Linked DNA regions of Homo sapiens: region 2 is linked to region 1. The links are chromatin contacts, found by Hi-C or POLR2A ChIA-PET in ENCODE. All regions are on one chromosome and are shown on one strand. Each heading gives the region's core, a stretch centred on a gene start or an enhancer-like site at or near the end of the contact. The rest is flanking DNA. Distances are from core to core; before and after follow the strand shown.

Region 1 (2,700 bases), core at 146-2,645:
CTGTCTATGTGGCTGACACCACACACTATGGCTAGAGAGGTTCTGCCAACCCAGCTGGGGTAGAGGAATTCAGAGTTCTTCTCACCACCCTTGGCTAGTGTCAACTTCTATCAGATTTCATTTCACTTTAGAAAATATGGAAATGTGGCATTTCATACATTCCTGGGATGTGGAACGTTCCTACCTGTTTCGTAAGTAGTACTATGATATATAATTCTACAGAAATATGTCACCATTTTTATCATTATTTTAATAGATTTCTAGCAATAGGTCAAAAGATATACACATTTTAAGGTTCTTTATATAAATGATAAAATTAGCAGATTCCTAGACCTGTAAGCAAAAGTATATATAAGACGCTAGATTCATCATAAAGTCTCCCTTTGGCCTCTGCCCCCAAACCATCCCAACATACCAACTCCTAAACATCCAAGGCCCACGGGAGCACATCCAGGCACTGGCTGGGCCCTCATCAAGGAAACCAGCAGTGTGCAGGCTACACTGCATAACTGCGGGGACAGGCAGGGCCTGGACACATACACACCAGCTCCACCACCCACAGTTTGGGTGAGCTTGTGTAGTTACTTCCTGGGGCTCCCATACAAAGTATCACAGGCTAAGTGGCTTCAACAACAAACATATATTGTCTCATGGTTCTGGAAGCTAAAAGTTCGCTATCAGGCTGTTGGCAGGGTTGGCTCTTTCTGAGGACTGTGGGGGAAGGATCTCGTCTAGGCCTCCCTCCTAGAAATCGCTGGCATTCCTTGGCTTACAGATGGCTGTCCTTCCTCTTCTCCCTGAGTCTTCACATGGTCTTCCCTCTGTGTCCAAATCTCCCTGGTTTTTCTACCAGTCATATTGGATCAGGACCCATCCTAATGACTCCTTCCTAACTTGATCATCCACAAAGACCCTTTTTCCAAATAACGTCACATTCACAGGTGGGGAAGGTTAGGATTTCAACACATTTCTTGGGGTCAGGGACACAATTCAATCCATAATACCTTGGCAAGTCTCCTATACTCTCTAACGCACTGTTTCCAGATCACGTCAACAGGGATGACACTGCCTTTCCCACTGCGAGGATTCAATTTAGATGACAAGTGAAAAGATAGGTCAATGATAGGTAGAGCATTGACCCAGTGTCTGGCCCATGGTTGTTGTTCAATAAACATTGGCTAAGTTATCAATGAAAATTCTTGCTATAAGTATCTCATGACACACACGTGGGATACACAGAAACCCATGCTCAACTGGGCAGGCACGTGTGTTTATGTGGCTCCCCAGTGTCCCTAGAGAAGATTCTCTCTTACTTTTCAGGTGTCTTTGGCCTTTTCCTCTTCCAGCCTCTACAAGCAGGTTGTTTGCCCAGACACAGACCTCTCTCCCACAAAGCCCACTTTGGAGATTGGCGCCCGCCTTCTGCTGCTAGTTAGTTGTTTGAAAAGTGCTGACGCTTCTCTTCATCCACCGTGCCAGGACTCCGTGCCAAAGCCGCCCACACAAGCAAGGCTCGCCCTGCATGCCAGGGTTTCAGAAAGTGGACCTGGCACCAACCAAGCGTAGAAAGAGAGGCCCTTGTGATACAGCCTCCCGACACACTCACACACACACACATACCAGCCAGAGACCAGAGACCCCAATCAGTACTTTTAAAAGGAATAAAAATTGCTCAATCTCTTTGATGATATTCAAAGAGTCTTTTTTAATATATGAAGAAGCACATTCTAAATTCTTAACACATCTGGTGTCACCCGCTCTTTTCCCCCTCTAAACCCTCTTAATTCCATAATTTAGAAGGTCTTAAGATACCGAAGGATCTCACTGAGGCATAATTGGATATCTTGTGCGTTCCAAGTTGCATCTGATGTCCCACCTCATCCCAGAAACTTTTCCACTGAGTTGGAGAGAAAAGATTTGGGGGTTCGGGGAGCAAGGACGGTGCTCTGCCTGCTCAAGTGGGCTTTGACAGAAAAGCTGAGCTGCCTGCAGGAAAATGTTTGCTATTCATTTTGCCCTGACACTCCAGGAGAGAAAGCACAATTTCTTTTGTGATTGGAGGTAATGTAATCTACAGGAAAATCAATGTGGGCTGACGGGAGAATCGCCCAGCTGATCTGCAGACCAGAGACACTGAATCACAGCAGCTGAAAGCGGCATGGCAGTGAGGCCGTTCCTGCAGCCTCCGGGAGAAAGTGGTCTTGGAAAGCTCACACCCTGGGGTGCTCCTAACCTCAAAGGAGCCCGTGGACCCAGCCGCCCAAGCCACCAAGAGTTAAGTGGCAAAGTGCTCAGTTGTGGGGACAGTGCTGGGGGTACAGAGGGCCACAACGTGCTCTGCTGGGTTACTGAGAACAGAGAGATACATACAGAAGAAGGAAGACAGACAGAGGACCTAAGATTGTAAGATACAGACAGAAAGAGATAGGGAGGGAGCAAGAAATAGACACACACACACACGCATGCACACACACACACACACACACAAAACAGGGACCTCTGTTTCAAATTGTCCCCTACTACAAATTGTCCTTTACTACTTTTTAAATTAAAAATTCAGACAATGTCCCCACCATCCCCAAACAGCAATTACTTTAGTAATCAGGAAAGAAAATGTTGCAAAAATAAATAAATAAATAAGATAGACTTAACAAAAAATAACTCTCGCCACCCAAGAAACATCTGCGCATCTGCTGGCCC
Region 2 (2,700 bases), core at 56-2,555, 62 kb before region 1:
GAGGGAATTATGAGAGAGAATAAAAGGAGGAGGCCGATTTAGATTGCAGCGGGGATTGGGGAACGCCTGACCATGGATTCACATGTAGAGGCATGAAAGAAAGAGTTCTGACAGCATTGAAATAACAAGATGGGCTGTTCGAGTGTCTCCTTCAGGGGCCAAGTAAATTCTGGGGTTCTAGAACTTGCCGGGCATCATGACCCCACAACTTCATCTAATTCCCAAACCTCCCTCCCCATCACATGCCTGTCTTCAGGAGACGGAGAATCAGTCAGAAAGCAGAAACCACCACAAGTCAAATTAAAGGAGAAAATGTGTAGCTCAAGGCAAAAATCTTCTTCCAAAGAACACAAGGAAGATGAATCTACCATTGTTGAGTTATAATGTTGGGGGATTATGAAGGCTAATATGATTAATTGTAATTATCATTTATAATGTATACTTATAATGATATTGCTTCTAGAACATCTTCATTATCTTTCACTTTTGAAATGCTGCTTGGGCTTCCCAACAGATTTCAGAAGGGGCTTTTATTGGGCCCAGATCATCAATCCAAACCTTTTAAGGTAAGGGTGTTGCTACCTCAGAAGCCAAAGAGACATTTCCTGTCCTGGAAAGCACTAAATAGTCATTAGCTTCTTCAATCTGTTTACCAGCCCGCCTGTCACTGGGGTTCGACAGGCCTCAAAATTAACACTCTACTCTATTTGTCCATCACAGGGCTGTCCCACAGACTGCGGTTCTCAAGTGGCCTCAGGCAAGCCTTATTTCATGCCAGAGCTAAGTTCCTGGGGAATAACATGTCTAAATTGAATTTGGTTTATTCAGGTCCGTTTGAAATGAAGCCTTGTTTAAAAGAAAGCCATACTCAATTTTATTTTTCAAGCAAATCTATCTTCATCGTCTGACCTAATTGGTCTCAGAGACCCTAATTTGGAGAGTTTTCATGCCCTTCGTTTATCATTGTGGCAACGTCAAAATCAGGATGGTTTCTTTCAACCACCTATGCTGCCTTTGTAAGAGCAAGGATGCTCCAAGCAACACTGGTCTCCCCAAGTGTCAGCGAGGCCCCTCTCTCCATAATCTCTGGCCACCCTCTGTCTGTCTCAGTTTCTTCTGACTTCACTGTAGGGCTCCCCAGGCCTCCTCAGTCTTGTCTGTCTCACCTGGACACCTGCTCAGTGGGAACCCATGTCCTTGACCATCTCGGCTGGCCCATGCACCTTGGCCTGTTTGTATTCAGACCTTTTGGAATCCACAGGGACAACTCACCAGTGACCAGGGGCAGAGCAGCTGTATCAACTCAGCTTGGGGAAGCTCAAGTATCCAGTGATCTTGGCTGTGTGGAGTTTGAAATGAAGCCCAGTGTATTACTCACGGCAAAACCAGGGGCCAGCCAAGTTAAATAGAGCACTCCCCGAAACATTCACGGACTGATTAGAGAAGGAAGCTCTGATTTGAAGAGAGGCTATTTTGTGTCTGCTTTTATTTTTTTAAACAACATGCTTTCCATTAGTGAGATGGGAAAAGTAGAAACCTGAAAGAATGATATTTATTAATTTAAAAAGTTCAGGTCTGTGACCATATGCCATGTCCCTTTGACTTCATAATAATGGCCACACTTTGAGGTCTTCCTTTGTCCAGAAACTGTGGTAAGCACTTTGTAAGCACTTTCTCATGTAATCTTTATGAAAACTCTGTGATGTAGGTACCGTTCTTACTCCTGTTTGCAGATGGGCAAGCTGAGGTCCAGAGAGAGTAAGCACACACTATTTTTAAGTGGTAGAGCTAAAATTTGAACCCTGGCAGTCTGCCTTCCTATTCTTGCCCGCTCTTAAACAAATGCAAGTACCCAGGAGCTTTCATGAAGAGAACCCCTCAAAAGAAAGCTGACATTACCCCACGGGTTCATAAGTGGGTGCAAGTTTTTTTTTTTTTTTTTTTTGAAAGATCTCTGAAGGCCAGGAATTCAATAAGGCGGAACACACCCCACTGAACCAAGCAGGGCTTGAGTTTGCAGATTATTTTCCGACCAGAAGGAGTTCATTGACTTGGAGGAAGAAAGGAGATCATTTAATGGACTTACAGAAAATATTTTTGTTTTCGCTTTTTTTCTCTCGCAGAACAGTTCAAATCTTCCAGGCCACGGTTCATTCCCTCTGTTGGCCTTTCTACCTGGGATTGTTATGAGAGGCCTGAAGCTAAGTCCCCGTGTCCCCCACTGGCCAAGCCTGCCCTCTCGTTTGGTCAGCGCACCGACACTGCCTTTGCAGCTGCATATCCACGTAGATATGTTTATTGGAGCACTGAGAATCTCACTTCTCAAAAAGCCCCGGGAATTAGATTGTTTTCCACACTGAAAGTTTTCATTTGAAAAATAACCCTCTTTGTTTAACTAATGAAAAGGAGGGGCTGCTGCTCGCTTCTCAGGCTGGGTAAGAATTCCATGGGCAGTAATTCTGTTTCTCAGTGGAAAATGTTTCGGTTTCTTAATGTTGTTTTGCAGACTGGTCCCTGCCCGGCCCTTGCTCCCAGGACCACACATACACACATGTGCACACTCACCCATGCACAGTGCAGCATTTTCCACCCTTCCCTGTTGGGGATGGTTGCATCCTCTTTCCAACACCTGCAGAACAAAAACGAGGTGGGTCAGTGGCTGTCACCCAGCCAGAGACATCCCTGCGTGTACGGGAACAG

The links. A loop is a pair of places that touch in the nucleus more often than their neighbours do. ChIA-PET counts read pairs that join two places held with the same protein, here RNA polymerase II (POLR2A). Pooled maps may share reads with other maps.
Region 2: a map of sigmoid colon shows a loop between it and region 1 (2.7-fold over the local background). The contact joins the enhancer-like site here to the promoter of LINC03041 in region 1. A Hi-C loop is called at or near these places in 7 of 168 maps with a recorded cell type or tissue (aorta, endothelial cell of umbilical vein, gastrocnemius medialis and 3 more) and 2 of 50 pooled maps. POLR2A ChIA-PET finds 5 or more read pairs at or near these places in 2 of 52 experiments (WTC11 and endothelial cell of umbilical vein).

Annotation. Positions count from the first base shown.
Region 1 is chr9:16,274,918-16,277,617 of GRCh38, forward strand. It overlaps LINC03041 (long intergenic non-protein coding RNA 3041), which reads right to left and starts at 1,396. Exons shown (of 4, transcript NR_171034.1): 1 at 1,314-1,396.
Region 2 is chr9:16,212,651-16,215,350 of GRCh38, forward strand. It overlaps LINC03041 (long intergenic non-protein coding RNA 3041), which reads right to left. Exons shown (of 4, transcript NR_171034.1): 3 at 2,566-2,629. Among named protein-coding and RNA genes, the nearest start is that of LINC03041, 62 kb to the right of the region's middle. Within about 2 kb of position 1,306, at least 14 of the 41 ENCODE cell types and tissues checked have a DNase peak (open chromatin) inside an H3K27ac peak, as active enhancers do; they include heart right ventricle and sigmoid colon, where a contact is called at or near this core.